Regions from separate parts of the Mus musculus genome. Here all the other regions are linked to region 3. A link is a loop called in an ENCODE intact Hi-C map of the cell type or tissue named here. Cell type or tissue: left cerebral cortex. All regions are shown on one strand.

What was found. A loop is a pair of places that touch in the nucleus more often than their neighbours do. Peaks named below come from ENCODE experiments on the same cell type or tissue, not always from the same donor. Only the 100,000 strongest peaks of a DNase experiment are listed, where the experiment ranks them.
Region 1: it touches region 3 in a loop (3-fold over the local background); 4 of 42 quality-filtered maps call a loop at or near these places.
Region 2: it touches region 3 in a loop (5-fold over the local background); 3 of 42 quality-filtered maps call a loop at or near these places.

The regions. Positions count from the first base shown.
Region 1 is chr6:138,160,846-138,168,845 of GRCm38, forward strand. Gm30213 (a long non-coding RNA gene) reads left to right here and starts at 5,710. Exons shown (of 5, transcript XR_869528.3): 1 at 5,710-6,008. In left cerebral cortex, a CTCF peak has its summit at 3,294 (motif pointing left); a DNase peak (open chromatin) is centred at 3,284.
Region 2 is chr6:137,751,889-137,759,888 of GRCm38, forward strand. It overlaps Strap (serine/threonine kinase receptor associated protein), which reads left to right. Exons shown (of 10, transcript NM_011499.3): 10 at 1-42. It overlaps Dera (deoxyribose-phosphate aldolase (putative)), which reads left to right and starts at 2,689. Exons shown (of 9, transcript NM_172733.1): 1 at 2,689-2,750. The coding sequence starts at 2,720. In left cerebral cortex, a CTCF peak has its summit at 4,605 (motif pointing right); DNase peaks (open chromatin) are centred at 2,644 and 4,641; H3K4me3 peaks cover 1,012 bases.
Region 3 is chr6:139,573,811-139,581,810 of GRCm38, forward strand. No RefSeq gene overlaps it. Among named protein-coding and RNA genes, the nearest start is that of 4930404I20Rik, 20 kb to the left of the region's middle. In left cerebral cortex, CTCF peaks have their summits at 2,685 and 3,881 (motif pointing left); a DNase peak (open chromatin) is centred at 3,786.

The DNA.
Region 1 (8,000 bases), 1.4 Mb before region 3:
AGCACTATCTAAATTTAAAACTTCATGCTCTGAAAGCAGCCTTTGCTCTAATGTGTCAGTCGTCATTTTGTCAGATTAGCTGTAACCCATGGTAGGCTCAATGTGATAACAATGGTTACAACTAAGCTTGAAAAATGTGAGCATATGAATTTGGCCTTCTCCCTCTCATTTGCAGCATGTCGCCTTAGGAAGACAGATGGGATAAGAACAAATATTTGGATAGCCTTATCGCCTCTATAACCAAGTTGGTCCCCAAACTGTGCCCCCGTCTGTTCTCTTGAAATTATAATCTACACCCTGCTCCCAAACCAAGCACTTCATAAAATTTAATGCTCTTTACTATTGGTATAGTTATTGTAGATCAGAGAACGTTACTCACCTAAATGTGACTGACCATGTTGGTGTTTGCTGAAATGGTAGTTCATGACTTATATTAACCATGAAAACAAATGCTACATTAAATTTCTGTGTTATTCAATCTACAAGCATAATAGCTAATGGGAGAGCACCTTTTCCTGGATACCTTGTCCTTTGTAACATCGTATTTAGAGGTTGGATCCAAGAATTTATTCTAATGATGTCTTCCTCACCAACCAACCTTAATGCCAGATGAGGCTCCCTCAATCTCTTTTCAGTATTTCACATTTAAAATGAAGACAGTGAAGTAGATGATTGAAAGAATCTACGACTGAAAACACTATTTGTTCTGGAGGCAGGTGTTCTACTCATTTCTAGTGACAGACTGTGAGCACCAACATGCGGGAGTAATTATGGTAGAAAGCCCATAACCTCATTAACAGGGTCAAAGACAATTGGTGAGCTAAAGAGCATTTTGTGGGTTTCATGTCTTAGAATAATAATAATAATGCTTAAATTAATTTTCTCTGAGTCACTAATGTCATGTCACTAAAACAACATGAACACTCCCAAACATTAAATAAATATTGAGTTCTCCCCATTTTAAGATTTACTCTTATTGTTTTTCTTCAAATGGGAGTATACTATCACTTGACTAGGCCAATCACTGATAGGTAGTAGTGTTGGGATGGGACAGCCAGAATGGCCAGAAGTAAATTACTTGCTCTATTCATTCTGGGTTCCTAAAATCATGATCCTGAGAATTAGAGTCCTCTAGGCCAAAATCTCAAGACACATAATAGAAGGAAATGCTTAATTCTTCATGAAACTACTAATAATCTCCCATGTGATGTATGTCTTGTGTACATCACTGAAGAGATGGAATTAGATACATTTGTAAAGAAGTCAAAAGAGACCATTGAAATAACTGAAATCAAACTGTAATGGGGTCCTCTGGAGGAAACCAATTCATGATATTCTGTTGGTTAAATCTGCCCTGGCATGCTTTGGTAGAGACCACATGGTAAAAAGGTATTTCACTAATGAACATTTGTAAGCAGTTTAGTGTCTGAGGGCATTAACAATGAACCAAGATTAGGCAGAGTTATATCCATAGAATTAAAGTTTCCATTTTATTATCAGTAGATATAAATTGAGAATGAGAGAGAGAGAGAGAGAGAGAGAGAGAGAGAGAGAGAGAGAGAGGAAGAAGAGAAGAGAGGGAAGAATGAGCGTAGAAGGAGGAGGAAGAAGAGAAAAGGAAGAGGAAAAAGAGGAAGAGGAGGAAGAAGAAGAAGGAGAAGGAGAAGAAAGAAGAGGAGGAGGAGGAGGAGGAGGAGGAAGAAGATGAGGAGGAGGAGAAGGAGGCAGATTAACTACTTCCAGGGCAGCTTCATCTACACAGTGAGTTTCAAGGTAGCCAGGCGTATAAAATGAGTGAGACAGAGTCTTGATAAAATAAAAGAGAAAGAAAGAATGCAAGGAGAGAAGAAAGGAAGGGGGGGCAGCATTATTATCGTTACACTTAGAAGCACACCGTGCCATTGTAGCCATTAGTCCTTTTGTTTTCTGGGTCCATTTGTGACACACTGCTTTTGTGACACACTGTTTTCTGTCTCTTGACTCGTAAAGTCTGAAATGTTTATTTGGGCTTTTTACAACACATGTCGACCTATGACCCTCACAATTCCCTTAAGACACTAATAGGATAGTGAGTTTTCTAGTTATTTGGCACCTACTAACTTGCCCTAAGATTTAATCAAAGCAATTACAGTAATAGAAAAGACCCTGCACCCCCAAAATAAGAGTGACTTCAAGTATAGAACTTGAAGCCATTTATTTTATGACCTTGCAAAGTGGGGCATGTATCTAGGGTAAAGGAAAGAATCGCTATTGTGATAATTTAGGGGGAAATGTGATTTTCATAGTTCCTGTTCTTGAGGAATTCTGCTCTCTTTCTGCCACATTGTGTTCTTCAGGGAGTTACAGTCTCTCTTGCTTGACTACCATAGTCTCCGTTCCAAATTTCTCATCCAACTGCACTTGAGATCTCCCCTTGTTCCTGGTATGTGGCCTCAGTCACATAACAAAGTGCCTCTAAATTTTCAGCTATAATGAAATGAAAGCACTCAGGCAAGAAGCTACCAGCTACTAGCTAGGAACGACAGAGGCCTAGGGATTCCTGTTTATCTGTAGTACTTTGATGAGTGCTAAATGTATACTGTACTAAAAATGGATCTTCAGGGCCAGTGAGATAACTCAGTTTTTAAAGCCGCTTGCCACCAAAATTTGACTGTATGATTTTCTGTGCTACTAAAAATAAACACGTTATTTATATATACATTTTCCTCTATTTTAACTCAAATTATTTGTTTCTGTTCTATATCATACATTATGTAGTGTGGAAAGATGTTAGACTATGTCATGATGCCTAAGCATTTGTCTAATTTTTTTAAAAAGAGAGAGAGAGATTCCAGGCAGGGGAGATGAGATGGTTCAAAGTGTTTGCATAAATGTTATCCCTTACAACACACATTTCAACAAATCTGGGTATGGTGGTGCACACTTGTAGTCCAAGCACTGGGGAGGTGGAAACAGGCAGATCCCTGGGACTCAGTAGTCAGCCAGCCTAGCCTACTTGACAAGCATTGGGCCAACAAATAAAACCATTGCTTCCTTGGGAATGGGATCCAAGGTTGTCCTGTAGTGTGTGCGTGTACACACACACACACACACACACACACACACACACGCACGCACACACTCACACACACACACACACTCACACACGCACACAAGCACACATGCACACAAGCACACACAAGCACACACAAGCACACACACATAAGCAATGAGACACCATTTACTTTCTTCATGGCCATGGGTTTCTCACCAGTGTCTGAACTTTGGTTTGCTCCCCCTGGTGGTTGAGTTTTCATGCCAGGATGCGGTTCCTCTGATGGAAGCTGAAGTTTCAGTTAATGCCGTCCTTTTGCTCATAGTAAATATGTAGAAATCATGACACCTCCCATGGAAAGCAATCAAATCACACCTTTTTCATAAATGATAGTTTAAAGTACTAACGTTCGATCACATCCTATGGCAGGTCTTAATGTCAACAGAACAGAGCACACTAGGACGAAATGACACCAAGCAGGTGCTCAGAAAGAGCTTACACTATCTACAACTAATTTAAGACTGGCCCATAATGATGGTCTTATGCCTGTCACGTTCAATGCAGTCATTGTGATGACGTCAGAAAACCTGGGCCTAGTTTCTTTGATGAGTTTATCTTACTGCTTTTTAAAGGAAACGTGATATGTGATTCCATTTGGGGCCTCAGGTCTTCTCACAGCTCTGCCACAGAAACAGGTTCTGAATCCATTAATTCAACAACCCACCCCAGATTCCTCTACTCAAAACAAAGTCAGTAACCATTACAGCTAGAATTCGGATCAGAGTCTGAGATGGAGTTCTAAGTAGAAAAAAAAATGACATGATTGCTGCTTTTAGGGACTTATCCCAGAATGAAATACTGGAAAAACTATGAAAATGATTGCAAATAATATTTATTAGGGTGCCATTTACTGAAGCAAAGCACTGCAACTCTTTAAAATATTCTCAGGACAGAAATCTGAGGACGTGCACATTGTATTATTATGAGACCATAACAAGGAGAAGACTTTGTCTATGCTAGTATCTCTACAATGAAGTTATTATTAAGGATACAAGATGATCCTGATGCATGTGTGTGTGCATGCTTACATTAGGGACGAGAAACAAAGTGAGTTCTTAATGTCCCCTTTGGGAGCTATGACTTTCTGAAGTTACATAGTAATTAAATAGTGTTACATAGTAATTAACTACAATACAGATAGCCTTTCATATACAACCAGGAAAGTTAAAGAAAGAAGACTTCATTGAGAGCACTGCTGGTGACATAATGACCATCAAGAACCTGTCCCAGGTGACTTTAAAATAACACGTTTCATTTGGAAAACAACAACATAATAGGAAGAATATCAACAACAGTTGAGGCAAAATCATTTTGAGACTAGAATATGTAATGTAGACTAAAAGAAAAAAGTAATTAAACTAGAGTTACTAAAATCAGAATTTGAGGCAGGGCATAAATGGGTTATAGAAGTGGACTTGAATAGGTAAAATAAAAGGAATCAAAATTCCTAAGTTTGACATTAGTCTGAACTGATGTGCTTGTGTGTGTGTGTGCATGTGTGTGTGTGTGTGAGTGTGTGTGTGTGAGTGTGTGAGAGTGGTAGTGGTGTGTGCTGTGTGTCTGTGGTATGTGTATGTGTGAGATAGTGTGTGTGTCTAAGTGGTAGTCATGTGCATTATGTGTGTGTGAGTGTGTGTGTGTGTAGTATGTCTGTCTGTGTGTCTTTGTGTCTGTGTTGTGTGTGTGTGTGAGTGTGTGAGAGTGGTAGTGGTGTGTGCTGTGTGTGTGTGGTGGTAGTGTATTTACCTCCTAGAAAGAGCTAGGAAAAAAATATGAAAATGATTGCAAATAATATTTATTGGGGTGCCATTTACTGCAGCAAAGAACTGCAACTCTTTAAAATATTTTCAGAACAGAAATCTGAGGAACATAAAATATATAGGCTCCATGCCAATAAACTGTCATATGACGAAGACCTTAAAACATTATATATATGGTTATCTATATAATATGTGTTATACATGCATGTTATATATGTATGTAGAAACACATATATACACTATATATGCACATACCTACAATTACACACATATACATATATAGCTATGTATCTAGACATCTAAAAAGATACACAGACTTTTTTGAAGACTGTTGGAGATCTTAACTTTTTTGAAAACCCTCCAAGAATCTATCCTACTTTTCCTATATAAACTACACCCCAACTTGACCAATAGCTGTTGAGAGGGAAATGTTTCTTTTTAGAAGCAAAGCAGCTAATAATTGAAGAAATAATTTATCTTTTCAACACCTAATGAGGTAATGGATTTAAGCAAAGATTATCAATGGCTGTTAACATAAGACAGCCAGAAGTTATTTATTCCGGAGAGACTCACACAATATCATCCATAAAACTATGTGGATAAAAGGCCAGGAAAACTCTCCCGAAGTCTCTAATTGTTTTATTTAACTTTTTATTGATTCTATGTGAATTTCACATCGTGCTTCCCAATCCCACTCATTTCCCTGTCTCTTTGTAACCTCCCTACCCCCACCCCCCCAAAAAAGAAAAAAAATCATTGTGGAAGCTGTAGTATATCAGTGTGTCCCACAGTATACCATTTCACCCACTTCTCTGCTTGCAAATGTTCATTGGGACAAGTCACTGATCTGGTTTGAGACCTCTAGGTTCTGCTACTCTATCAATAGCAGACCCTCACTGGGACCTCTCAGACATCTTGTTGTTTCCCTAGGTCATGGAGGTCCTGCAACTTTGGATCTGTGCCTACCAGAGCAGAGCTGCTCAAGTAAGGTAGGGTCTGCTCTCCGGAGTGCTGCAGCAGTCCAGGGTTTGGACCAGATCTCCTGCTCTCATGAACAGCTCTCTCACCTGCCCCACCCTGCCTCCATCCCCTGACATCAGGACCAGCTCTACTATGCTGCACAAGTGCAGGTCCCACTCTGAGTGCTGCAAAAGGTGAGGAGAAGGGACAGCTCTCCTGCTCTCCAGATCCCCTGTGGTCAGCTTTCTTGACTGCTGCAGGTGGGTAGTGGCAAGAGGAGTGGCATGATTCTCTCCCTCACCTTCCCTCTGTATCCACACAGCAGATGAGTACAGGGCTACCTCTCCCATGCACGCTCACACTCTCAGACTGGCTCATCTTCAACCCCTACAACCAGGGCCAGCTCGGCTGTGTGTGCTAGGCTAGGTGCAGCCTGCTTTCCTCAGAACTGCACCTGGGGAGGAGCAGATGGCTCTCCTGCTTGCACACCTTTGGCACCAGATCTCCCATGATGCCCAGTCTAGGGGTGGTGCCAGTTCTGCACAGCTCTCAAACATCAACATGGTGGTACCCCAGACCAGGGATGTCTGCCTGGATCTTGGTGGTAACATGCTGCTGCAGGGCCATCTAGACATGTTCCTGTGTAGCAGCATGGGCAAGGACCTCGCCATGCTCCCAGGTGACAACATCAGCTACTCACATCCAGCTGTTCCTCACCAACCTCCATTTTCCTGTTCTTTCTCTCTTCATTGTGCACACACCCTTCTGATTCTCTTTCTCTTTTATCTCTCCACCCCTTACTTGTTCATTTTAGTGTCCCGTGGGACTTGTGGATGTCTGAGGTCATCTCAGGAGTGCTGTGCCCCGCCCCTGCCAGATGGCGCAGGGCAGAGGTCATATCTGACTTGCTCCCTGCCTGGTTCTCGGGCACCAGACTGGTGGTTGTCTGCTGAAGTCTCTAATTTTGAATGTGAGATTTATAGGAGATCCAAGTGGGGCAAAGTGCCATGAAGTCAAAGAAGATCAGACCGAGAAAAACTGCCCAGGAAAGGAGTTCAAGTCTTCAAGGAAAGATTGTGGAGAGAAGACAGGGAGAGAGAGGGGTGTACAGAAAAAATCCTCTAGAGGAAAAAAATGAGACAAAGTATGAATATTCTTTGAATTCTAATTCCAAAACAAAACTATGAAAATTCATGAACTGGTATTGAAAATTTGATATTAATTACTTCAGTATTTTATGTAAGTGTAGGAGAGGTGTGCATGCCTGTGCACAAGAAGGAACCAAGTTTCCTCTGTCACTCTCTGTCTGTGCCTTTGAGGCAGGGTTTCTCTCTCTCTCTCTCTCTCTCTCTCTCTCTCTCTCTCTCTCTCTCTCTCAATCTCTTTCTCTTCCTACACTCTATGAGGCTGCGGACAGCAAGCACTAACAATCCTCCTGTTTCTACCCCTTTCAAAACTGGGGTCATAGACACAAGAAAGATGTTTGGCTTGTTACCCAGCATGCAGAAAGCTAAGCCATCTCTCTAGCACCTGATTTTGTTTGTTAGGCAATGTCTCAAGTAACTCAGGGTGAACTTATACTGTGGCTACAGCCAATGCTGACCTTGAACTCATAATCCTCCTGCCTCCACCAACTGAGTATAGGCCAGCACCACAACTGGTTAATGTGGTCTTGACAGTTTACCCCAGTGCTTCCAGCTGAGCACCTCCATAGCACAACTGACCTATATCCTAAGCTGCAGGAGGTCTAACTTTACAAGGTTCCCTGGAATGCTTAGAGCTCATTTAAGGTATGAGCACCCTAGAACCGAGTCTGAGCGTTAAGGCAGTGAGGATGTGCATGGGTTCTTCCTTGCTGACCCTGAGTGATCTGCACAGGGAGAAAAGTCTCCTCCTCTTCTTCCTCCTGCTCCTCCTCCTCCTCCGTTTGCTTCTTATTGATTGGATATTTTCTTTATTTACATTTCAAATGTTTTCCCCTTTCCAGGTCTCCTCTTCGGGATGCTCCTACCCCATCCCTCCTCCCCCTGCCTCTGTGAGGGTGCTCTCCCCCACTCTCCCTCTCCCATCCTCCCATCCTGACATTCCCCTACACAGGGGGATAGAAATACCTCAGGCCCAAGGACCTCTCCTCCCACTGACGACCAACGAGACCCTCCTCTACCACATATTTGGCCAGCGCCATG
Region 2 (8,000 bases), 1.8 Mb before region 3:
GAGTCTGACCCTAAATAAAATTGAGTGCATCTTTTGTAATGGAAGTCGCTTGGATTCCTGAAGTTGATAAATTAAGGGCATTTCTTATTTTGTGCCATTGCTTTCCTATTGCTGCAGCACGTTTGTAGCCTGAACCAGCATGCTTGGTAACAGATCGCAGTGTCCTGAGGCTGAAACAAGGCTCACTTGAGCAAAGTCCAGGTGCTGGCCAAGCTATTCTGTTCTGAGTCACCAGGAGAAACCTCTGCCCTCATGCTAGAAGCCTTTCCTCAGCTAAACCTGTTCTCAGCTTCCTTAGTGACTGACGCTACCTTAAATTCAGGTGCTCACATGAAAAGGCATGGATGACCCCACGTGTGTGTTTGATTCCTACACGTGGCTGTGTGCTTTTCCTGGAAGCTCCCTTCTGTTAATCCTTCCTTGTGCTGCCCATGGTTCTTGGATGTTGCTGTCTCCCACCTCCCGCCTTTGCCTGGTTCTCAGCCTTGCAATCTACACTGTAGGAAAGGCTTTAGAATATGAACCAGGAGGTTGGGACACTTGTGGGTGCTGGTAGATAATTCTTTGACAGTGTGCCAATTTTCTCATAGCCTGCTGAAACTTTCAGTGGGGCTGAAACTTCCAAGTAAAGTGGGGACTGGCGAGTCAGCCTAGTCAGTGAAGGGTGTGCTGTGCATGTTCCAGCATCCGAGTTTGCTTTCCCAGCAGCCACGTGTAAAGTCAGACATGGTAGTGCATATGTGTGCACTTAATGAACATGGCCAGGCCACACGAGATAGCTACATATTAGGTAGGATTGCTTGGTCATTGTGACTAGGTTAATTCTATAGGTTTCTCCATTGAGACATGAATATTTTGGCTATGCGTGATGTTGGCGTTCTTGGTGATCTAGATGGTTTCAGATAAGCTCCAGGTTTTTAGTGCTTGCTCCAAGTTTTGCAAGGTTAAGTGAAAATAACAGTGGCATTATGAATATGGCCTAGACATACATCCAAAATATTTAGAAGTAGCTGTGTGTGGACCAGACTAGATGGCAGCTCAGTAGGGAAATAAGCAGGTTTCTATCTAGCAGAGTAATTGTGTATCTGACACCACATTAATAACTTACATTTATCATGGCCTCAGGTATTTACAAACTACAACTTTGCATACAAACCTATTTTGATCACCCAGTTTTGCAGTAAGTAGACTTATGTCCTAGAACCTTCTAGTCACTAAGAATTGAATTACAAATAGTTTGAGCTCATTAGAGACCTGTTTACCAGATTGCTGCTTAATTCTCAAAATTTGAGTCTCTGGGTATATGTACATCTCTGGCAGGACTTTCCTGAGATGAAAGAACTAGAGCAATTGATTCACTAGAGAAACTTGTAGTTCAGACAAACTTGTAGCTCAGCAGAGATGGTCCATGTGAGTACAGATACAGTGGCTCACCCCCTAGACTGTGAACCTGGAGTAATTCAGAGAAACCAGGCTGAGAAAAATCATCACTGAATCTCAACTTTAGAAAGCAAAGAAATTGTCGCGATCCTTTCTTACAGATAAGGAAAATGAAGTTCACAAAGGCCAGTAGTGTGTCCTAGGTTACATGCTCAATTATTCACAGAACTAAGGCCAGTAGTGTGTCCTAGGTTACATACTCAATTATTCACAGAACTAAGTTAAAAAAATTCTTTTCAGGCCTGAAGAGGGAACTGAGCAGTTGAGAGTGCTTGCGCTTCTTAACACTTAAGTATGGTTCCCAGCTCCTGACTAACTCTTGGTCCAGAGTGGCCTGGCCTGGCCTTTGCACATACCTGAACACATGTGCTATGCACACATATGTGTGTAGACACAAAAATGAAAATACTATATTTTCTAAATGAAAGAAGCTGGACCTTTTATTGAATGTAGCATCTGCCTGTAATCCCAGCAATGGGGATCTGGGGTCTGGGGCAGGAGATTCAACACAGCAACCTCTTGTCCAACCGTGATTACAAAGCAAACTGTCTTAAAAACAAAACGAAAGGGCTGGAGAGATGCTCAGCGGTAAGAGCACTGACTGCTCTTCCAGAAATCCTACGTTCAATTCTCAGCAACCACATGGTGGCTCACAACCATCTGTAATGGCGATCTAATGCCCTCTTTTGGTGTGTCTGAAGACAGCTACAGTGTACTCATATACATAAAATAAATCTTAAAAAAAAAAAAAACAAAAATAAGAAACCGAGTCTTCCTAAGCTTATGTCCTAGCTGCTCTTTCACTGAGTCCAGACTAGAAATTACAGCGCGTTCTAGCTCCTAGACTACCTTGGCTGTCCCCTGAGGGCTCTGGAACACTACCCACAATTCGGGTCCAAGACTACATTGCTCCGCTCATGCAAGAAAGAATCCAGTCCTGCCACTCACATGATCCTACAGCTAAAGTTCCTAAGTCTGATTCTGTCTAGTTCAATTGGCCATGTAAGCATTTAAAAATGGTCTGGGAGACTTCTGGAGCTGGGGAATGCTCAAGTCACAGGCCTGACCTGGAAAGACAGGGAACAGGTAGGGTGATGACCTGGCTGGGCTCCAAGCCCAGGAGCTGGAGAAAAGTTTAAGTGGTACAGGACCGAAGAGGCGTGGCTTTGGTAGGGCGTTGCAAAAGGGGCGTGGCTCTGGGCGGGGACTTGACAGGAAGGAGGAAGGCCAGGCCCGTGTGGCGACCTGGAGCAAGGGTTGGCTTTCAGCGGTGGCCACAATGGCTGCTCACTGCCGGGGCACAGAGCTCGGTAAGGGCCAGCGGGTTGCGCTCCCCTTCGCCAGGTTGGGGGTGGGGGTGCCCAGGGCGATCCCCGGAGGGCGGAGACCTGAACTGAGGCAGAACTCGGGGACAGCCCTGTCGCCAGGCTCTATGCAGTCTTAACCCTTTAAGCGGAAGCAAGGAAGGGTTAATTAGATCTTTGCACTATGTAGCTCTGTGGTCGCAGTAAACCAACCCGAGTGAAAAGCCTGCCGGGTACTTGTGTGCCATTCATTTACTGCCGGACTCACGTAGCCATTCCCAAAGTTGGCTGTGCTGGTGGTCATCGCCGTCTGCTAAAAATGATTTTAAATGCTTAGACAAAATGTTCTTTTTAAAACTATTTTTCACCTTATTGATACTAGTTCAGATATTTCTGGGAAAAAAAATTAAAAGTCTGTAATTCAAACGTAGCAAAAACGTGACTGAGCCAAATGTCAATGACTTAACTTTGCATAATAGATTGTTTGCTTTGTATCCTGGACCCTCTTAGGTGTGTGATTTTGGGTAAATTACTCACTCTGTGCTTATATACCGGCATCTGTAAAGTAGTTATTTATTAGGAAGCTACTTCTGTCTGAAGGTGGTTTGGATAGTGTGAGGAGGGGATACTTGGAGCCGCTGGTATATTTCTCTGCACTTAGTGTTGAATAAGCAACGATAATGAGCGCACTAAGTTCTTTTCATAGGGACTGATTTTGAGTGGCTGTGAGTGATACACAGGGTTACTCTTTTCAGAAGGGACTTGCCAGTCTAGACTTTAGAAGTGTTTAGAATTGCATGCTTGACAGGTAGTCTCTGTACCAGGTTAATGGCACTTTAGTCCCTCTCTCCAACAGAGCCTTACACTTTATCCCTGCAGTGTAAACTTTAGCAGTGACCCTGGAAGATGGACTAAGGGCTGAAGATGAAGCTAGTCTGCATCTTTGTACAAGGTCGAGGATGTAACATAATTCCCCCCCCCCCCCAACAGCTCTTTTAAAGTTTCAAATTTTCCTTTCAGGAGATGCAATTAAGCCAATTTTACTCCCCCCCCCCCCCCCCGCCCCCAGCCCCTAGGTTTCTCTGTGTAGCTCTACACTGTCCTGGAACTCACTCTATAGACCAGGCTGGCCTGGAACTCAGAAATCCACCTGCCTCTGCCTCCCAAGTGCTGGGATTAAAGGCGTACGCCACCACTGTCCGGCCATTTTTACTTTCTTAAAGTGTAAGTCCTGGGCTGGGTGCTATTGCACACACCTGTAACCCCAGCATCAGTTGTGTGTCAGGTTAGCCTGGACTATATAGAAAGAGCTTTCTTAAAAAGCCATCAAAACACTACCTTTCCCGTGTTGCAAAGTAACAGTGTAGACATTAACAGCTGCTATTTAGAGTAATAGTTAATGTGCACTCACACCTCCATGTATAGATTATATTTTCCTTACTGTTCTTGTTATAATCACATAGATTGCAAGAGTTTTTGTGTGCTGTGGTATTAATCCTTAGGCGTGACACAGCTGTAATCTAATCTGCTAAAGTAAATCACGTGAATTATATATGTACTATGAAAAAAATTGTTCTGTATTAATTTCAACATTGCTTTAATTGATGAGTTTTGTGGTTTTTTGCTGATTAAAGACATCTTAATGTTTTTAATGAGTACTACTTTTTAAAAAGAAATTAGCGTTATTTAAACACATTTGTATTAAAAAATTTTTAGGAAAATGCAGTTATCACCAGGGAGATTGTAGAATTCATTAGTCATTGTTATTTACAATTTTTTTCATTTTATTTTTATTTTATGTGTGAGATTTTGCCTGTACACGGTCTGTTTACCATTACACGTGCAATGCCTGTTGAGGCCAGAAGAGGGCATCCAATCCCCTGGGATTGGATTTCAGATGGTCTATGGCTGCCATGTGGGAGTTGAACTCAGGGCCTCTGGAAGAGCTCTTGACTGCTGAGACATCTATCTCATCAGCCTTTAAGACAGCTTTTAAAAATCAAATGTATTTGTCTACTTTGTGTGTGTGTGTGTGTTAGTGCTGGGGGTGGGAATACGCGCATGCACACCTCTGGAGATCAGAGGGCAGCTTTCACAGTTATCTCACCTTCTACCTTTTGACAGCCAAGATTCAAATTCAGGATGTCTAAGTGTGGCAGTAATTGTCTTTGCCCACTGAGCCATCTGGCTGGCCCTGAACTTGATTTTTAGGATGAGAACTCTGCAAGGAAAGTTTCTCCCAGCAGGGGATGTGTAAAAGAGGCTTTCCAGACAGGGATGCTCTGATTGTAATAGCAGAACGTGGATGTCCAACCGTCTGGGTCTGGGTGGTTCTGGAGCACACTCAGGAAACCACCATGCTGGTTGTTTGTTAATCCCTCCAGGGTCTGTCAACCAACATGTTCTAGACCTTTCCTTAAAATGTCCATAAACATGTTTTTTTTTCTTCAGTTCCCCAAGTAACCTAGGCCCTTACATGTGGACCAGTGGAATACATCTTTACTTACTGTTTGGCGAATCTGTCCATGCAGCTGTGTGTAGACAGGAGCCATGAGTGCCCTGCCTTTCTGGGTTTGAATGTCAGTCAAAGGCCATTTGATGACATCTGGTTTTATGTTTTTATTTTATGTATTTATTTATTTATTTATTTTTTGGTTTTTCGAGACAGGGTTTCTCTGTGTAGCCCTGGCTGTCCTGGAACTCACTTTGTAGACCAGGCTGGCCTCAAACTCAGAAATCCGCCTGCCTCTGCCTCCCAAGTGCTGGGATAAAAGGCATGCGGCGCCACGCCCGGCTTGACATCTGTTTTTAAAGGCATCTCACAGTTATGGTGGTGGTTTTGTCTTGGGATTTCTATAACTGAGGAAAGACTATGAGCAAAAACAAGTTGGGGGAGAAAGGGCTTATTTCCCTCCCTGTTCGTCTTTGAAGCAAGCCTTGAGCAGACACTTAACTAGGGCAGGGGTCAGGAGCCATGAGAGGATGCTGCCTTCTGGCTTGCTCAGCTTGCTTTCTTATAGAACCCAGGACCACCAGCCCAGGGATGGCACCACCCACGGTAGGCTGGGACCTCCCTCATCAGTCACTGATTAAGAAAATGCCCTTCAGGCCTGACTCCGTCCTGATCTTTGTGTAGGCATTTTTCCTCCAGTTGCAGTTCCCCCTTCTCGGATGACTCTAGCTAATGTCGAGTTGGCATAAAGCGAGCCAGCGCAACAACTTCATTTCAAATTTGTGCCTCGTCAGAGGTATCTGGAAAGTGGGGATTTTGTACTGGGGAGCATTTTCCCAATGTCTTACTTCATGTCAGACTGTTTCTGTTAAGGGAAAAGTTTCAAGCAGATCTTAATTGTGAAGAAACAGGGACAGTTTAACAGACACTGTTAGTAACAAGTGGTACATATATAGCTATGGTTGAGGGTGTTCAAAACAAAGAATAATCTTGGTGTAGCACAAAGGAACACAAGGATGAAGCCAAAGCAGCTCAAAGTCCACTCTTTCTGCAAGAAGGGTGTTGAGAAACCAAACCCTGCTAGCAGGCACCCTGGGCATGACATTCCCTTGGCTTTTATTTTACAAAGGTGGTGAGTGTGTCTTTCCCCCATTTGCTGTGGTCTAACTTCATCGTGTTCTGAGGTGGCTGGTTTTGGGCTTTATGCATATGGGTGGTTTACCTGCATATATGTCTGTATGCCATGTACATTCTGGTATCCTTGGAAGCTGAAAGAAGTTATCACCTCTCCTGGAGCTGGCGCTTCAGACCATTGTGAGCTCTTGGTGCTGGGAGTAGAACTTGGGTCCTCTGCAAGGGCAGGCAGTGCTTTTAACCACTGAGCCATCTCCACCAGCCCAATTCAAAGTCCTTTTAAAAAAGATTATAAATGGAATATCCATTCATCTTTTACCTTTGTGCACTTATGAAGTTATATATATATATATATATATATATATATATATATATGTGTGTGTGTGTGTGTGTGTGTGTGTGTGTGTGTGTGTATTTCTGAGATGGTATTTTTAAAAATTTTTAATATTAATTTAATTTTAATTTTATTTATTTTTTTGTGTATGGGTGTTTTGTCTGCATGTACGTTTATGTACCACATGGGTGCCTGGGTGCCCTTGTCTCCCCTGGGACTGGTGTTACATGCAGTTGTGAACTGACATCTGGGTACTGGGACTCAAACTCAGGTCCTCTGGAAGAGCAACCAGTGCTCTTAACCACTAAGCTGTTGCTCCAGTCCCTGAAATGATCTGACATATTATAGTTTGGCTTAGAACATTTTTAGGTGAGTGTGACCTTGAATCTTAATCCTCCTGCCTCCACCTCTCAAGGGCTAGGATTATAGGAAGCCTGGCTTAGACTGCTCGTTAAGTGAGTTGTGATAACAGGGGTTCTGGCTCCCCGAGGTCATCGTCTCTTATTTTTGTGTTTGTAAGAGCTTGTGTGAGACTAGGAGCCTGGGAAGCTCCCTTCTCCCCTCCTGTGTGGACTCTGGGCGGCTGTATGCATGGCTGCCCTCCTTACCTATTTGGGCTTCCATGCCCTACTTTGGTCTTGAGGCTGCCCTGGCCAAATGTAGTGGCTCAGATGCCCATCTTGTTCACCTCCTTTCCTCTTTTCTCTGGTGGTTTAGGACGGTTGTCCAAGGAAGAAAGGCAAAAGGAGCCAAAGTGCATTTTACAAAAGAAGTCTTTATAGGCACCGAGATGTGCAGAGTCCTGTGTGGAATACCTCTTGTACTGTGGCACCAGGGTACTGATCCCAGGGTTAGCTGACCTGTTCCGAACTCTAAGAGCACAGGCCTCTCAGCCAGAATATCTAGGACAATAAAGGTCACTCAGGTGTTGGCTGAGCTTGCTGTCCCAGTGCTGTGATTGGATATCAGTACTAAGGGGTGGAGGCCAGAGGGCTAACAATTTTGAGGCCAGCCTGGGATAGTTAAGAGACATTGTCTCAACTGAATTAAGCAAAACCACCACAAAGGAAGGAACAAAGTTGTATTTGAGGGGCCAGAGTAAGGAACCCCCCCACCTTGACTGCTCCATTAATAAAGGGAAGGGTCTTATTTTGAAGAGTCTAGAGCAGAGAGAGAAGAAAGCCGACTGGACATGGCCAGGGCTGGGGAAACGCGAGAGAAGAGAGGAGATGGGGCAAGAGCTGGAAGCTGGAGCTCAGGAGAGAGCAGGAGGCAGAGCCTAGGGCGAGCCCATAGCAAGGGAGGGAGGGGCCAGTGAGCCTAGCTGGATTGTAAG
Region 3 (8,000 bases):
TCATATCAAATATTTAGTCCCCAAAAGGCAAGGAAAATGACAAATATATTTCTTTATAGCCAAAGCCTTCAGTATCATTCTGTTGGAAATAGAATGTTTCTGGAGTCCATTCCTAGTCACTCCTTAGTACAGCGCCTCCTACAGCTTCTTCCTCCACATCCTTTCCCCTCCGCTTACCCCCATCCAGACACGGTGCACTTGCATTTCTATGAGGTCACGTGATGGCTTGTATGTGCTTGGTACGGGAAGTGGCACTATTTGGAGGTGTAGCCTTGTTGGAGTAGGTGTGTCACTGTGGGCGTGGGCTTAAGACCCTCCCTCACCCCTAGTCAATCTTCCACTAGCAGCCTTCAGATGAAGATGTAGAACTCTCAGCTCCTTCTACACCATGCCTGCCTAGATGCTGTCATGATATTGCCTTGATGATAATGGACTGAACCTCTGAACCTGTAAGCCAGCCCCGATTAAATGCTGTCTTTTATAAGACTTGCTTTGGTCATGGTGTCTGCTCACAGCAGTAAAACCCTGTCTAAGACAGTTCACCATTTAGATTTCACAAGGACTTTGAGGAATTACTGGCCTCTATGCCCTGCATGGTTCTTGAAGAGAGTGGTCTCCAGTTCCATTGAGGTTGTGGTAAAGGATAAGACATGAGTTCAGTATTTGTGATTAAACTGCATTCCACTGTCTACACATCAAGTCCTTTTCATCTGCTTGTTCCTTGATGGACACTTTGGAGAATTATGGATGGGCATGTAAAACATGGGAATGTGCGTCTTTGCACACACTGATTTCCTTTGCTCTGAACATAAGTGAACAGTGAAATTTACCAGCATGTGCTGATTTTACCCTTTCCATTGGTTGAGGAATCTCCACGCTGCTTTCTATCAGGGCCTGGTTCATTGATTTCCCAGCAACAGTGTAATCATTTGTTTTCTCCACACCTTCTGCCTGTATCTGCATCTATTATCTTTAGTCATAGGGACTCTAAGGAGGAGGACTGATGCCTTGCTGGGGTTTATCTGCATCTCCCTGACAAGTAGTAATGGGAGGCACTTTTTCACATCCCTGCTGGTCATGCACCTCTTCTTTGGATTTATCGTGATTTTTTAAACCATTTTTCATTGTTTGCGATGGTTTTTTTCTTTTTTTTTTTTACTTTTTCTATTTTACCTTATCATGATTCATGCGTGTTTGCATATGCATATATGACACATGTGTGTGTGTGTGTGGTGATGTGTGGATGTAGGTTCACAAATGCCACAGCATGTGCATGAAGGTTGTAGAAAAATCTCAGGGGTCAGTTCACACCTTCCACCATGATTGGGACACGGTGTCCTGTCTCTAAGTGAATACTCAACACTAGCATTCCCTCTCATGGAAGTTTCCAGGGGTGATTCTCCTGCCTCCGCACTGAAGCTCTGAGGTTACTGCTCCAGAATCCCTAAGTATAACCTCCTGCTTTACCTGGCTTTGGGGGATCTGAACTCAGGTTCCTCTGTTTGTACAGTAAGCGCTTTGTCCTCTGGGCCATCTCCCCAACCGTTTCCAAAATGCCCTGAAATTAATACCTTTTCATATATGTGCTTTTATATGTGTATGTGTGTGTGTGTGTGTGTGTGTGTGTGTGTGTGTGTGTGTGTGTGTATTTCCCATGCTTTGTGGTTTATCTCTGTCTTTTGATTATTGTTTCCTTTGCTATAGGGACAGGTTTTAGTTGGATTTAGTTAGTAATAATGTGTATTTCTTTTGGATTTCTGTGCTTGAGAGGGGTGTGTCTTGCCTAAATATTTCTTTCCAGTTTCAAGGTTAAGAAAATGTCCATGTTTTCCTTCTTTGAAATCTTGTGTTTAAGTCTTTCATCCGTTAGAATTTTAACTGTTATGACTGAGGAATTCTTTGGACAGTTAACACACTTTTGCCAGTACCACCAGCTGGCAGGATGATCCCCCCTCCAACACATTTTCCTTGCACTTCAGTGAACTATCGGCTGGCTGTTGGTGTGTTGCCTTGCCTCTAAACTCTCTACCCTCTATCACAGGTCTGCATACATCTCCATGCCAGAACCATGCCATTTTGATTGCTACAGCTTTATAGCACATTTCAAAAGTATGCATGAAATGTCTCTCTTTATTCTTTGGGCTCAAGGCCACTTCAGCTATTCAGGGTTGTTTTGTGGTTTCATAGAAAACCTGCAGTAATTTTTGTTATTTGCCTGAAGAGTACCACTGGTCGTCTGACTAGGAACGCACTGAACCCTCCAATTATTTGCTCAGGGAAGAGAGAGCTGCCGTTTAATTGCCCACTCGACAGAGAGCTTCAGACACATCAATTTAAGTGCATGTAGGGAAGGAATTCTGAACTCTGCTAGGCTATTCAGCTGGAACAAAATACTTGAGAAAATGAAATTATGGCAAAAGAAAAGGTTGGTTTGGGCCACAGATTCGTAGGTCCTAGCACCTGGCTGTTTGGTCATGTAGCTTTGGGGATATGGAGTCCAGCATTCCACAGAAGAGAACTTTAGGGCACTGCAGCTCCGTTCCCTGGATGGGAAGAGAGAAGAGAATGGCAGGCTCCCATGCAATGCCTTCACAGGTATGTTCAGGTTGACCCAACTTCCTTCCCTGCGGCTCTGCCTCCTAGAGTTTACACCAGGTTTCCAAACAGCGCCACCAATCGGCAAACTGATGTATAACACGAGAGTCTTTGGTGAGCATTTACTGTCCAAGGTATAAAATACTTTGCTTTTTAACTTCCCTAAGCAGTAATTTCACAAGTTCAGTCCAATGCTCACTGTATTCTTTTACAGGAGGATACTCAGGCCTGGAAATTTTGTTGCAATATCTTTCTTTTAAAGCAAATGTGGATTTTTGTTTAGTTAAATGCTGAATGTCAGCAAAGGGTTTGGAGACAACTCCCAGCATGATTCACTGTGCAGGAAGGTTCTCGAAGCTCAGAATCTCTAACATGTAAAATACAGCCACTCTGAGTCCCTTATCTATGACCACTTTGGGTCCCTGCCAACAGTGAGGTAGTCATTAACACAACTGCGTGAGCTCCTGGGAAAACGGAAAAGGTTCTTCCCTCTGAGGGAAACCATCTACTTCCTATAACATTGTGGGTAGACCATAATTTGTTTTAGGTAGAAAAGTCAATGACGAAATTGATCATATCTGCCAGTAGCTGAGAACTGGGCACGAGTGGACACGGCGGGCGCGAGGTGAAGAATGTGTTTTCAGAGTCACTGAGATACTTGCTGTGTGTTGTTGTTGTCTCTGGTTATTCCTTCCTCCTCTTTCCCACTCAGATAGTTTGTAAATATCAGAAATCACAGTCTCTGTTTTTAGATGACGTTAAAATGGAAGACAATGCATCTCAAACATTCTCTGCGACCTGGAAGGAGCCCGCTCTGCAGTGTGTGACGTGGCAGTTAAGTTCTGATCATTACGCAATCGCCAAATACCTTTTATCTCTCGTGCAAACTACAACTGAAAAGGATTTCAAGTTCAAGGAATTGAAACCCATGAGACCACCCTTTTCCAGAGAAGCTGGGGACCTGGTTTTCTTTATTTACGCAATGATTTCAGCGGATTCCCTCACCATTACAATTCTCTGCCTCACCTAAATCCTATAAGGAACTGGTTACTACGCAAGGTAGCCGATCTGAGATGACTTCAGCACCCTCAGAAGGGGTCTTTTTATTTTGTTGTTTCGTTTTTTTCCTAAGGAGAGGGATAGTTGTCGTCCAGAAGATCACCAGAATTCACTAGAAGATTTGAAGCGAGGTGAATAAATTGAAAGATCGGATGTCTTTCACAGCCTCATCCTCCTGGAGCTAATTTGTATTGCTTATGGTAATAGTGCCCTCTAGAGGAATTTCGTAGGAACTTGAAAGGCTAAAATGGATCTGGGAAAATTGAGGCTGTGTCAATGAGGAACGGAAATGAAAGTTTCCAAAACTAAATTAACTTTTTGACCTAACATGTCTCTTATGTAAAATTTGGTGCTCAAAGCCAAAATTACATTCATAATGACAAATACACACTTCTGAATATTTCAGACAATTCGTGAATATAGATGCATTGTTAATATACATGTGCTTAAAATTAAATAAGGAAAGGATAAAAGAATGTGATTATAAAATTAAAAATTATGATTGCACCATTTCTTTCCTTTCAGTACCCAAGCATCGTCTTCAGAAGTTACCATGAATAAATATTAACATTACTGAAGTCAACATAAACTATCATCATGAATTATTGAAAAGAAATTGAAACGAGGGCAACCAAAGTCATAATTACCGTTAACAACTCCAAACTGACATGATAAAACACCAACAGGTTAAAATTAGAAAAAGATATAAGATATATTATATGATCTCTCTATATCATTGAAACTTCCTTAATCCTTGAGTATTGTGGTGATCATTTCATGCAATTATTTGTTGTCATATCAAAGTGACTTTTTGTTTCACGCTATGAATTAATTACAAGACAAAGGTCATTCGCATCCAATGATTTCTGACTCCTACATCACACACCACAGTGATCTCCTGTGTTTGACCTCTTAAAGGAGAGATCAAAATAAGCAGAAAATAGCTTCCTTTCAGTGCTATACAAAGAACAATTATTACGGGCAGTTAAAAAATAAAACACATCAGAATTTCTTTCAGAGAGAAGCTGTATGGAAAAAGATCTCAGAAGGCTCTTTAGTGAGGGAATAAGGGCATCCACCAAAGCAATCATCCTTAAAATGGCAACAGTAAGAAAACTGACAAAGTTCCCCTACGACACCCGAGTCTCCAGGGATGAACTGTAACCTCAAACTGGGAGTCCCAAGAACCTTGGCTGCCTTAAATTCTTTTTGTTGTGCATTTTGTCCCACTAAGGAGAAAAGGAGCTGATATAAGTCCTATGTCTGTCCATGCATGACTGATGTGAATCTATAATTCAGTAAGTTCAAAAACTATTAAACTCATTAAACCATGAGTTACACAGTTATATAACAGAAATATGTGTACTTTTTTTCACTACAGTTTTGACTTTGATAAATAAACTTCTAATCCTGGGTTGGGCAAGTAGCTCCGTGCGTCAAGTGATGCCTGTATGGAGCCCAAGAGTCACAGGTCAGAGCTCTAGCATCCGTGTCATGCTGAGCACGGTGGCATTTTTGTTTGTTTGTTTGTTTGTTTGTTTGTTTAATTTCCAGCAATTGAGAATACACAGAGACAGACAGTCCAGGGTCCTGCTGGCCAACCAGTCTACATTCATTCATAGCGTGCTTCAGTGATTAGATCTTATCTCAAGAAAATACAGTGGAGACTGACAAAGGACAACTCATAAAACCGACTTCTGGACTCGACTCCACACATGCACAGAGGCAAGCACACATGTGCAAAGATATACAACACATACATACACACATATTATACAAGCACATACCACATGTACTCAAAACAAATAGGTAAATCGATAAGAAATGGGTAAAAGTCTAGCTCCCATATCTGTAATAGGCTGTCTGGTACACATTGTCCAAAGAAACTACACTATTTTAGCCCTTATTTTCCTAGAGTCACTTATAATTAGTAATTATTACAGAATAATAATATAATTGCCAAATATAACATAACTTACCAATGTGATTGACTGTCATTGGTCTTTCAAGATGTTCGTTCAAACATCTTAGAGCAAATTGCTGAGGTGCCTCGTTAAAGTCAACACTGGTACAACTTGAGCAATTGGCAGTGCTTACTGGGATAAGTCTGTTACAAGAACGACAGTTTACACTGCAGGCACAGGAAGAGTGTTCGCCTATCCACACAGATCAAGAATGTACATGATGTTGTTAGGTGGCTCTGCTCTCTCTGTTACAGCATGGCCTGGCTTTTTGGTACCATGGATCATGAGTTCGGGAACACCATTACAATGAAAAAGCACCGGATCCTCTGTCTTCCACTTCTTGTTCAGACATTCCGCTCATCTTCTATAAGTTTTCATTTCAATCACTTGTATTTCCATGTATTGAAAAAAATTCCTTTTGGTGGCTTTTATGGTTCACGACACACTTGCCAACAGAGTCAAATTACATTTTTTTAAGCATTGCGTTTGTAATGTACTCCCTGTAATAATTTCCTAGGGCATTTTCCTGAAAAGACATTCCAAAAATCATAAAGATAGTTCTTCATATAGGGCAAGAAGAAGCAATAAGAATTCACCCATTTGTGTAAATATAGGCGATGATACATGACGGCGTGAGGTTCACTTTCACACCTGAATAGTTGCACCAACAGTTCCTATGCACATGCAAGCAAGCACACATGCATATGTGTATAGATAATAACTATCATTCCTGTATCAGTCATAGTTAAAGCTATTTGCATACCATCATTTTTAAATTATTAATTACAAATATTCGAACATAGTTACTTTTTAAATTTAGTTTATAATCATAAACGCTTTAACAGTTTGCTCAGATATTTGACTTTTCCTGTTAAACTACCATACCGACAAATTAGAATGTAATGTAATTATTTTTTATTATTCTCGTGATATGGTTTTTAGTGTTTCCAATGTAACAATAGAATAACTTTATATAATTTCTCATGAAAATACAACTCTTAAGATGGCTCAGTAGTTAAAAGCACTGGCTGTTCTTCCATAGGACCTAGGTTTGATTCCAGCACCCACATGGCAGCTCACGACTGTAACTCCTGTTTCAAAGGCGATGACACCCTCTTTTCTCCTCTTCGAGTGCCAGTCAGACATATAGTACACAGACATCTTTAAGAATTAAGGAAAATGTATTTTACCTAAGGATTATGTAATTTATTTCAACGGACATCTCATTAGATAATTTTAAGTCACACCCCCACCCTGATTACTTTTCATCTTTACTTATTTTCCAATTTTAATCTTAAAAGTTACCATTGTTTAGGGCATATTCAGTAATATGCAAGCCTGAGAACTGAGCTCAGTCCTCGAGAACTCACAAAGAAATGCTGCATGTCATGGGACATACGTGTAATCCCAGCACTGGGAAGGTAGAAACAGGTCTTGAACTCTTTGCTTAGCCAGCCTAGCTCACATAGTGAAGTCCTGGCCAAGTGAGAGAACCTGCTTACAGCCTGGTACAGACAGAGAAGACACCTAAATATCAAGCCCCGCCCTCCCTGTTCATGCACGTGCCCAAGGTAGTGCTACACCCTTACACACATGCAAACTCACAGTCATGTAATGCGCGTAGCTTCTACGTGAACTGAGATCATCACAAGGTTTCCCTATTTGGTTGAAATATGTTAACATGATTAATGAATTTCAATAATGAGAACATTGTAAGATTAAAGTAAACTTGGTTAAGATTGATGTTTGAGTTCTTACAAAAATGCTGCATACAAAAATTTTGCATGTATATTCAAAAATTAAACTATAGTTTCTATTTGTTGGCATCTATGGCAATTTATTTATTTATTTATCTATTTATTTTTCTCTAACCCTATTATTAGGGTAACTTCATAAGGGAGTTAGTTAGTAAACATGCATCTTTTTCAATCTCTAAAATGATTCAGTGGGTTAGGTGCTTGCCCTATTAAGTATGAGGACAGGACATGAGTTGGGACCCCAGTACCCACATAAAAGCCAGGATTGCCATCCAATACCTGTAGGAACTCTGACACTAAGGTACCAAAGACAGGAGGATCTCAGGGGCTCACTGCACAGTCTAGTTAAACTAGTGAGCTCCAGATACAGTAGAGGGTTGTGAATTAATATAAATCTCTATAATCCTGTACTGCCATAGCTAAAGAATTACGGACAGAGAGGATATCTCAGTAGAGCGAGAGCTTGAATGTTGACCTCTGGGTTCTATGCACACACATACAGATGAGCACACACACAAACCCCTGCATTCTTGCACATCCATCACACACATAAACTGAAAGTTATAGTTTTTATTTTTTCCCCTCCACAGCTTCTGGTCACTTCCTTGGACAGCTCTTACAAGAT